Regions from separate parts of the Mus musculus genome. Here region 2 is linked to region 1. A link is a loop called in an ENCODE intact Hi-C map of the cell type or tissue named here. Cell type or tissue: left cerebral cortex. All regions are shown on one strand. Each heading gives the region's core, and the rest is flanking DNA. Links, peaks and the distances in the headings are about the cores only.

Evidence for each region. Hi-C counts contacts between places; a loop is a spot of excess contacts. Peaks named below come from ENCODE experiments on the same cell type or tissue, not always from the same donor. Only the 100,000 strongest peaks of a DNase experiment are listed, where the experiment ranks them.
Region 2: a loop joins it to region 1, with 5 times the contacts of the local background. A loop is called at or near these places in 3 of 42 quality-filtered maps.

Annotation. Positions count from the first base shown.
Region 1 is chrX:68,053,707-68,059,536 of GRCm38, forward strand. No RefSeq gene overlaps it. Among named protein-coding and RNA genes, the nearest start is that of Mir509, 46 kb to the left of the region's middle. In left cerebral cortex, for the core only: no CTCF peak of the experiment used is centred there; a DNase peak (open chromatin) is centred at 2,522.
Region 2 is chrX:67,991,898-67,997,727 of GRCm38, forward strand. No RefSeq gene overlaps it. Among named protein-coding and RNA genes, the nearest start is that of Mir547, 6.4 kb to the left of the region's middle. In left cerebral cortex, for the core only: no CTCF peak of the experiment used is centred there; no DNase peak of the experiment used is centred there.

The sequences.
Region 1 (5,830 bases), core at 404-5,403:
GTATCATTAATAGTGTCAGGGACTGGTTACTTGCCTATGGAATGGGTCTCAAGTCAGGCCTGTTATTGTTTGGCAATTTCCTCAGTCTCTGCTCCATTCCCTGTGCCTGTGCCTGTGCCTGTGTTTCTTGTAGGCAGGATAAATTTGGGGTTGAAAATTTTGTGGGTGTGTTGATGTCCCTATCCCTCCCACTGGGGTAACACTTGGATAAAGTATGTGGCCTCTTAAGGTTTCATATCACCACTGTTAGGCATCTTAGCTAATGTAACCCACATTGACTCCTTGGACCCTTCCCCATCACAGTTCCCTGGGCTTCCTAGAGACTCTCCCGATCACAAGCCCAACAGCTGCAGATTTCCATTCATACTCCTGGCTATCTGGCCCTCTCTCCCCACACATGATCTTGCTCCCCTATCCAGTCCCTTCCCATGCCATTTCCTACCCTGTTCCCTCAATCCATCTGGCTCCTATGACTATTTTATTCTCCCTTCTATGTGTGATTCACACACCTTTGCTTAGGACTTCCTTCTCATTTAACTTCTTTGGGTCTGTGGGGTATGTCATGGGGATCCTATACTTTATGGCTAATATCCACTTATCATTGAGTATATACCATGTATGTCCTTTTGGGTTTGAGGTGCCTCATACAGGATACTTTTTAGTTCCAACCATTGGCCTGCAAAATTCATGTTGTCTTTGTTTTAATAGCTGAATAGTATTCCATTGTGAAAATCACCCACATTTCCTGTATCTATATTTTAGTTGAGAGATATTTAAACTGTTTCCACTTTCTAGCTACTACAAATAATGTTGCTATGAACATAATGGAGCATATGTCATTGTGGTATAGTCGAACATCTTTTTGGTAAATGACCAGGAGCTGTAAAGGGGGTCTTCAGGTAGAACTATACCCAGTTTTTTAAAAAAATGCCAGATTGATGAAGATACCCACAGCCAAACATTGGACAGATATCAGGGTCTCTTATGGAAGAGTTGGGGAAATATTTAAAGCACTAAAGGTGATAGGAACTATGCAGGAAGACCAACAGAGTCAATTAACCTGGACCCTTGGGAGCTCTGAGACTGAACCACCAACCAAAGGGCATGCAGAGGCTGGACCAAGGTCCTAGGCATATATATATATATATATCAGATAGTAGCTCAGTCTATATGTGGGTACCCCAACAACTGTAGTGGGGGATGTCCCTAAAGCTGTAGCCTGACCATGGAATCCTTTCTCCAACAAGGCTGCCTTGTCTGACCTCAGTGGAAGAGGATGCATCTTATCCTGCAGAGACTTGATGCTACAGGGTTGGGGGATGTCTAGAGGTATCCCATCCTCTCAGAGGAGAAGAGGAGGGGAGATGATGTGAGGAATTCTCTGAGGGGGGGCTAGGAAGGGGCAGTTTTGGGGATGTAGGTAAATAGATGGTAGGTAGATAGATAGATAGATAGATAGATAGATAGATAGATAGATAGATATAATTGGACTAAGGAATATCATTAAACTTCTGTATTTCTATTTAAGCACAAAATAACATAAAGTTAAAAGATATTATTGAATCAATATTCAAATCAATATTAAAATCTTTAGATTTTCATGATACATGTATTAAATAAAAAATTATTTTATTTGTCCTGGTATACCACTATAATATGAAATTTATATGTGCAACAGAGAAATCTATCATGCGGTATTCATTTTATCCTGAAAAAAACCTCTATGCTCAGATGAATTCCATAGTAAATTATCATGAAACATTAAAAATTAAAGCCAGTGTGCTACTAACTCTTCAATGTAGTTAAAGAGAAACAATTAATTGTTGCATAAATTAGTTAAGTAGATATAATACTGACATACAAATGAGAAACACTCAGAAAGATCAAAGTTGTTATTATTCATACTACTTAATTTCAAATCAAGCAGATCAAAGTTTATTGGCAGAAGGGGATGGATAGGAAAATTCTGATAAGGATTGTGAGAATGCATATTAATTTTTATTGTCATGAAAGTATTGTGTAGATAAAAAATTGTCATGGCATACATTAAATATGATTAATTTATGATTGCATGAACATTATACAAAACAAGAGGAAATAATTATATATTATACAAAACTATAAGGAAATAATCAATGAATGTTTTTACTAGCAAAATATTTTTAAAAGGAGAAACAAGGTTTATTTACAAAGTTATTTAAAGTCAGTCAGGGTATTATTTCAGATTCTCCATTTGTCTCTAAATAAATAAAAAATAGATAATCTCCATATTAAAGAAAGATGAATGAAATGATATTATACATAAAAAAACTTTTTCCCATTTACAAAAGCCACACTGAGTACATGCTAGCAATTTCTGTTTTATTTTAATATGGTAAATCCATAATTTGTTGGCAAAAGTAGAATGAAATCAACACTCTCATTGTTTATTTGTCATCTTCCAATGGGAATTTCATTTAGTGCCTGGGAAATCCCAAGCTAATAATTGACATAAATATGTCAAATGTGGTTACTATTTTCGTTCTAGGGCAATTAGTGAAAGGAATGCAAATTGTCTACTAATGAAGACATCTGCAAGCCAGTGCTCTTTGGAGCTTTGACAATTCTCTGCTAAATATATACACACAGCTCATATTTCCAAAATATTTGAATAATTATGGAACCATGAACAAAAGTCAGTAAAGAGTGAAATTATTATATTTGGATCAGTTGAATGAGCTAAAAAGGATTAAGACATAAAAATAAACTTTATACATCACATATATTTGAAAAACTATCAAATATCCATGATGAGGTTAAATGAAAACAAATTAAAGATAATATATTGGTTAGAAATCTCATATATTATTACTCATTCTCATTAACATAAAAACATTATCAGCAAAACAGTAATCAGCAAAAACTTGCTCCACTGTTTCACAAGTATTGCTCTGGATGCTTTAGCCTTTGTATCTTTCTGCTCTGACCTCATGTTTACATGTCCCTTCAGCAGCTTTAGAGGCCCCTCTGCTAAGCTATTTTTATTTTACCTCTTCACTCAAATTCACCCTCCCCAATTTCTATGTCTGTAGTACACATTATCACTTGGTTTACATGCGTCCTGACCCACTGTTAACATAAAGAACTGTTAGTGCTCTGATGTCTGTCTACATCATCGTTCTCTTCTCACCATCATGCAACTCCAGAAACTTTTTCATGTTTCAAAACCAAAAGGTTATAACTAGCAAACTGTATGTTCACATTTCCACCCCTCGACTCCTGACAGCTTCCCCACATTGTCCTTCTTGATAAGTTTGGCTTCTCTAGATAATTTATGTAACTAGGGTTATAGAAAGTTTGCCTTTTTGTGACTATCTTTTTCATTCAACAGAATTCCCTAAAAGAGTACTTCATACATGTTATACAATGTCTCATTACTTCATGAATTTTAAAAGCTAAATAATATTGCTTGATCTTTACCATATTTTATTAATTGCTTATTTATAATAGTATAAATTATTCTACAAACAGCACAGATGCATATCCACAGTTCCTTAGTTTTAATTTTGTCACAATATTTTCTACTTCCACTCATTTTATATATATATATATATATATATATATATATATATGTGTGTGTGTGTGTGTGTGTGTGTGTGTGTATTTAATTTTTTATTATAATATAGAAAAATTAAAATTTATACATTACCATATAGTAATGATATCAGCATTTACTGTAACAATAGCCTAAAGCCAAGACATGTAACTTTGCCAGTATAATCATAAAACACTCAAATCACTTATTGTTAATTTTTTTAGGTTTATTTATTTTATTTTATGTTTGAATGATTTGCCTGCATGTATGTACATGTGACATGTGTGTGCTCAGTGCCTTCAGTAGTCAGAAATAGACATTGAATCTCCTACAACTAAAATTATGGATGCTTGTAAGCCATTATGTGGATACTGTGAACTGGACAAGAAGAAGAAGTGCTTTAACCACAGAGTTAACTTTCCTGCCCCATGAATAAAACTAAACCAAATAGAAATTATTACATTGAATGACTATGATAGAAGAGACATGATGGCATTCATATGTTAATTATCTAACACAGAAGTTAGAAGAGATGGCTGAAGAGATGACTAAGTGCTTATGAGTACTAGCTGTTCTTCCAGAGTTCCCCAATTCAGTTACCAGCCACTTCATGAGTGATTCACAACATCCTGAAATTCTAGTTCCAGGTGATCCATTACCCCCCTCTAGCCACATGTGGGCCTGTGTAACACCTTTCTAAACAAGCACACACATAAACAAAACAAAATAATAAATAAATAAATAAATAAATAAATATTATTTACAAAAGAGTTATAAAATACCAATCAAACCAGTCCAAAGAGTGGTAGAAGTAATGAAAAGGACTGGAAAATTAATAGAAATGCATTAAAAGATGAATAAGTTCTTAAAACATAAGATTTGGTTCTCTTTCTCTTAACTCTGTTTTGCACATTTATATAAGCCTCAGGTATAAAAAAAAACTGAGTCTATATTGTACAGGTATAATATGTGGATATATATTGTAAAACTGATATAAAAAATGTAAAAGACAGCAGAAGAATGAAAAATTCCAAGGAATCTTCTAAACATATAATAAAAATGTATGAGATTATAATTTAAAGCTATTAACCTAAAATTAACTTTTAAATTTAAGATTTAAAATAAACTAACACACATGTGTGTGATGGATAAACCCTCAGACAATAAAAGTAGTTTTAAAATGAAAAATTAGTGCATTTTATAGTCTTATTTAAAATAAAAATGTAGAAATTTCAAATAATAATTCCATTGATACAAAAATTACAGGGTTATTACTTCACTGAAAAACCGTCTAGATTAAAAATTTGAATACTTCACTCAGATTAAATTTGGCTAATCATTGATATTAGTCCCAAGATGACACAAAATTAGCAGCTTATAAATTATGGAATTGAAAATTAGATAAACACTACTTACCTTATTCTTTCATTTAATGAAAATGATCTGTTTGTTTGTGAACTGAAAATGCAGGGACATAAATTTTCATTATGTTTTTGCTGGTAAAGAGCTATAGTTTATCAGCACATTAAATATCTTGTGATAACCTGTGCTTTTCATTATTAGGAAAAGTATTTTAGCACAAAAAAAAAAATAAGTTTGAAGAAGAGGAGCTTATGCATCCAAGTAAAATATCTTTGGAATTGGCAACACATTGTTGAAAAACAGATTAACACATGTCTCCCAGAAAACAGAAGAAAAGTCCATCCACTTGTGGAGTCCATTTCTATCAACTGATTTCTCTACTACACGATAGTTTAGGCTGCTGTTTTATACATAAAACCATAAAGTAAAATATTATACTGAACAATGTAGTGCAGACCCACAAAAACAAATGCCCTATATTCTTACATATGTAGATCTTACTTTTGAACTTTTAGACTTCTCTGTTTAAATTGGAGTCTGTAGAGATGAGGAAGCAAGAAAAGAGTCAAGAGTTTGGGATGGAAGGGAAAGAACAGTAATGTTGAGATAGTAAAACACATGTAAAATGACAAAAATACTAGGTGACCAAGGGTATAAAATGGGGAAACAGATGAGGTTTAGGTGTGGTTAAATATAATCAACGATTTTTTTTATCTTTTAGTTACATTTCTATTGCTGTGATAAGACACCATGGCCAAGACAACTAATATAAGAAAGAATTTAGAAAGGGCTTACAGTTTTTGAAAGTGAAACATGACCATCATGGTGGGGAGCATGACAGCAGGCAGGCTGGCATGGTTCTGTGACAGTAGCTAAGAGCTTATCTTTGATCTG
Region 2 (5,830 bases), core at 460-5,459, 62 kb before region 1:
ACATTGAAGTAAGTAACAAGCAACTATTTAAATTCATTTATCATTTCTACTTTCCAATATTATTGTTGTTTGATGCTTTTATATTTCTTGTTAAATTATCTACTATTTTGTCTAAGCCTTCGAGGATGTTTACTGTCTTATCTAAGTACATGTATAGAGGTATGCATGTATAAAATCTATTTTTGCTCTTTCTCTATTTTTTCTTTTTTTTTCCTAATGCTATAGCGTCTTTCATTTTATCATTTATTTTTAGTTTAAAGAATTTCTTTAGGGCAATCCTTAAGGCTATAACTATTAATAAAAAGTGCATTTACTATTTTTTCCAGCATACTTTCAGTAAAATAGGAGATTCAAGATTCTACTTGCATTTTCTGTTTAAATAGATACTTATCTTGCATTCACGTATCATGTAGATTCCGGATTAATTGTATGAGCTAAAATTTTAATGACAATTGAATCTTCAGATTTCTTGTGTTGATATTTGATCTGATTTTCTAAGCTGATATTGTCTGGGTTTCCATTTGCTTGTGATTGTTGCTATCTACTTGGACATCCCAGGCTGAGCCATCTGGTATGTCCAGATGGACTGTGGATGCCCTGAGCCTACAGGGACAACAAGGTTTTCCTGGTTAAGTACCTTCTTTTTGTTGGATTCTCTTATATACACACTACCTGACAGCCTTTATAAAGAAAAATAGTTTCACTTCCTCTAGACCAAGATGCTTACATGTCCAAGCACTTCTTGTGGATATTCTGTTTGCTTTTGTTATTCATTTACTTTTGTTTATTCTGGCTGACTGAATTTTTTAATGATTGAGGAAACTCTTGGGTCACACAGCCAAATAGGTTTGCTGTTTACCTGTTTTTGTTCTGATGAAATCTGTCGTGACTTCTTCCTTTATAATACTTAGTAGGAAGATTTCTCATCCAATGTGAATTAGACTGTCTTTTCTGGCTATCATAAGGAGAATTTCCAATAAATCTAAGAAATAACAAGACTACCCTGACTACTTGTTTTTGCCAGACAAGGAACTGGTAAATATTATACTTCTTAGAGCCTTAAATTTTCTAATCAATTCACTTTTTCTCTCACTGCTTTTCTGAGATATCTTTTGGTTAATTTTTTGCACTGTTTCTAGTTACATTTAGCAAAATATGGAGTTTATGACAAAAAATCTAAAATTCGATTTTTTTTTTTATTTCTACTAAAACATATTTGGAAAGTCAGTTTGAAAACATTATTTTAAGAAGCCTGATTTAAAATTCATGATAGGCACAGAATGTTTCTGACTATGGAATAGCTAACAGCATCCCCATGCTACATATATAGAGGATGTTTCAGAGCACAAAGCAGTAGGTTTTAAACAACAATATATTAGACTTACTAGTTAAAAAAATCTGTTACAACTATAGAAATGACAAATTGGGCAATGCAAGAATTCAGATGCATCTATACCAAGCTCCACCTAATAAACACATCCCGTATGATGCCCAGCCTTTCCTTAGCCAAATCCAGCCAATGGATAGGTGATGGGAAGAGGGAGTAGATTCCTTACTCATTCCTTTCATATCTCAGCTCAAATCCCTGCCCATAAGCTACTTTAAGACTCTAAAACAATAGAGGAGACCTGTGATTCCTGCTATATTCATTGTAAACATACTAAATTTTTCAAAGTGTGTTAGAGACAATTGATCTTGGCTTTAATATCAAAGTTTTACAAGCAAAGTATTTCAGTGTGACAAGAGAGAAAAGAATAATTGCAGGGCCCTGAATAAATTATCACCTGGAATCATCTAAACTAAGATCTAGCAGTCATATCTCTCAAGATGATTTGTCCACTCACATTGGTTCCTACTGACTGGCAAGCTGGTACTTCATCTCTCCCAGATGGCATGAGTTTTCTTATGTTTACCTCTAGCCTCTGCTCTTGTAATTCCAAAGCATGAATCCTAAAAAAAAAAAAAAAAATCAAAATTGTTGATAGAAATTTAAAAAGATCTGAGTAAATAAAAAAATCTACTATAATTTGACCCTGTTCCTGGGGAAAATATAGCCATATAATTTCAATTCTCTACAAGTTGATCTCTAGGAAATTTTTAGAAAAAATTGAATTCAGAAAGATGTTTTGCAACTAAAACATCTTCCAAAGTTAACATCAGAAGTAAACTCAAACTGTATAGAAGTTGATTAGATGCATAGATTTGGGTCTATTAAATCAATTTGTAATTCTAACAATCTTTAGTATATTCAAATATCAAAGGGAAAAATGAACCATTATTAAACCAATGTTGTGTTTAAAATATTTATCACAATACCCCAATAACAAATATTATATAATAATTATTTAAGCAACTTCACAAAATGACAGTTCAAGCAGAAGCAGTATATGAGTGCATTAATAATGATACATTAAACCATATATAAGCATTCACCCAAATTCTGAAGCAAAACTTACATGAAACCTAAATGAATTCCTACAAGTTGGGGAGTTTAGAGGTCAGGTTGGGTGGGGGTGGGGACATCCATGTGGAGACAGGTGGGTGAGGAGGAGGTATGGGATGTGAAGGACTTGGAAAATGGATATGGTGTGGTGAATAAAATATGGAGTGTAAAAATAAATTAAAAAAATAAAATATAAGAAAAATGAACACACAAACTGTAATAGTAATGCTAATCAAAAATTAAAAAAAACAAAGTTTAATTTTCAAAACATATACATACACACATACTATAAAAGAAAGAACATGTGTACACAAAATAATCACAAATAATATAAAACAGATGAACACAGGTATCCAATGGTAATTAAACAACATTATTAAACAAAAATCAATTGGAAAGCTCAAACCAAAGCAAAAAAAAAAAAAAAAAAAAAGACCCAACTTAAAAATATCAAGACACATTTATAAGTTCTTACACTGCCTCAAAACATGGATATGACTCAATCTGAGAACAGTTCGCAATGGTGTCATACTCACTACCTGGTACCTACCTGGATTTCAATGTTTTTTCCAGGGAAACTAAAGTTCATGAAGGAAATCATCTCCTAATTTAAAAATACTACTGTAATATAGATAATCATGTGGAAATCTTAGAGGAAAAGAAGTAGAGTTCAATTTTGGAGTAGAGTTAAAGATATGTAACTTATTTGAGTTGAATATAATTGAACAAACTTACACTTAACAATCAAACTGAGCCTTACCCCTGTTTCCCAGCACTCACAAGCACACAGGGCTAGTCACATACTTCCTCCAATTTATTCCTAATTCCTACCTCTCAACATTCCCTAATAGTTATGAATCTGCTAAAGGCTTGAACTTTTCATTAGGGTAGAGCCTTCAAAATATGGCTGTCTCTAGAAAGGGTCATCATAGACACACGCTAGGATATGATTCCTGAATCTAAGTGTTTCTTATTCTAAGTAATTTTAAAGTAAATAAACAAACAGGTGGAAGTTTAAAGAAAAACAGGAAAACACATCCAAACAGGTGATGGAGATGAACAAAACCATACTAGAACTAAAAAGGGAAGTAGACACAATAAAGAAAACCCAAAGTGAGGCAACGCTGGAGATAGAAACCCTAGGAAAGAGATCTGGAACCACAGATGCGAGCATCAGCAACAGAATACAAGAAATGGAAGAGAGAATCTCAGGTGCAGAAGATTCCATAGAGAACATCGACACAACAGTCAAAGAAAATACAAAATGCAAAAGGATCCTAACTCAAAACATCCAGGAAATCCAGGACACAATGAGAAGACCAAACCTACGGATAATAGGAATTGATGAAAATGAAGATTTTCAACTTAAAGGGCCAGCTAATATCTTCAACAAAATAGTAGAAGAAAACTTCCCAAACATTAAGAAAGAGATGCCCATGATCATACAAGAAGCCTACAGAACTCCAAATAGACTGGACCAGAAAAGAAATTCCTCCCGACACATAATAATCAGAACAACAAATGCACTAAATAAATATAGAATATTAAAAGCAGTAAGAGAGAAAGGTCAAGTAACATATAAAGGAAGGCCTATCAGAATTACACCAGACTTTTCACCAGAGACTCTGAAAGCCAGAAGAGCCTGGACAGATGTTATACAGACACTAAGAGAACACAAATGCCAGCCCAGGCTACTATACCCGGCCAAACTCTCAATTACCATAGATGGAGAAACCAAAGTATTCCATGACAAAACTAAATTCACACAATATCTTTCCACGAATCCAGCCATTCAAAGGATAATAACAGAAAAGAAGCAATACAAGGACGGAAATCATGCCCTAGAACAAGCAAGAAAGTAATCCTTCAACAAACCAAAAAGAAGACAGCCACAAGAACAGAATGCCAACTTTAACAACAAAAATAACAGGAAGCAACAATTACTTTTCCTTAATATCTCTTAATATCAATGGACTCAATTCCCCAATAAAAAGACATAGACTAACAGACTGGCTACACAAGCAGGACCCAACATTCTGCTGCTTACAGGAAACCCATCTTAGGGAAAAAGACAGACACTACCTCAGAGTGAAAGGCTGGAAAACAATTTTCCATGCAAATGGTCTGAAGAAACAAGCTGGAGTAGCCATTCTAATATTGGATAAAATCGACTTCCAACCCAAAGTTATCAAAAAAGACAAGGAGGAACACTTCATACTCATCAAAGGTAAAATCCTCCAAGGGGAACTCTCAATTCTGAATATCTACGCTCCAAATGCAAGGGCAGCCACATTCATTAAAGACACTTTAGTAAAGCTCAAAGCACACATTGCACCTCACACAATAATAGTGGGAGACTTCAACACACCACTTTCATCAATGGACAGATCGTGGAAACAGAAACTAAACAGGGACACAGTGAAACTAACAGTTATGAAACAAATGGACCTGACAGATATCTACAGAACATTTTATCCTAAAACAAAAGGATATACCTTCTTCTCAGCACCTCACGGGACCTTCTCCAAAATTAACCATATAATTGGTCACAAAACAGGCCTCAACAGATACAAAATATTGAAATTGTCCCATGTATCCTATCAGACCATCATGGCCTAAGACTGATCTTCAATAACAACATAAATAATGGAAAGCCAACATTCACGTGGAAACTGAAAAACACTCTTCACATTTTTTTTCTTTGTTGACTTTCAAATATTCTGTCTGAGAAAGTTACCTCTGTACCCTACAGGTCTTCTTTCAAAATCCAAGACAAAAAAAGTGAACTCATATATATATATATACCCATGGCTATCAAATATAAAGTCCTTTGTGTGCATTACTCTACTCAAATGGTAATAATCATGTTACTCTATCTGAGCATTATCCCTTTGGAGCAGAGTACTATCTTCAAGAGAAGATGGTAGTTCTGATCAAACAGAAAAAGACTGTTTGTATTCCATGCAGAATTTCCAGCACTGGATTGCTTCCTACAGGCCTATTGCCCTTACCTGTTACCTCCTTGAGGGAATATTATCTTAGTACACATTTAATATCCTGGCTTTGAGAAATAAGCTATTTTCCTTTTTTCTTTTTCTCAGGTAAGGAATAGCTTCACTAATATTTTAAATTGATTTTTAATCCATTAAAATGAGTTCTTTATTTAATTTTAATTTTAAATTAACACAAAGTGTCAGACTTCATTATGACATTAAAAATATAATTTTAATAGATTCTCCACCCTGTCCACTCATTTCTTCCATTTCCTGACTTTCTTTTCTATGTGTAACCATCTGCTATTTAACTTCTGCTTTCATGTGATGTAGTCTATTGCTTTTCCTTTCCTCCATTTTTAAAGGGTCTCCCCCCAGTGGAGTCTGTTATAGC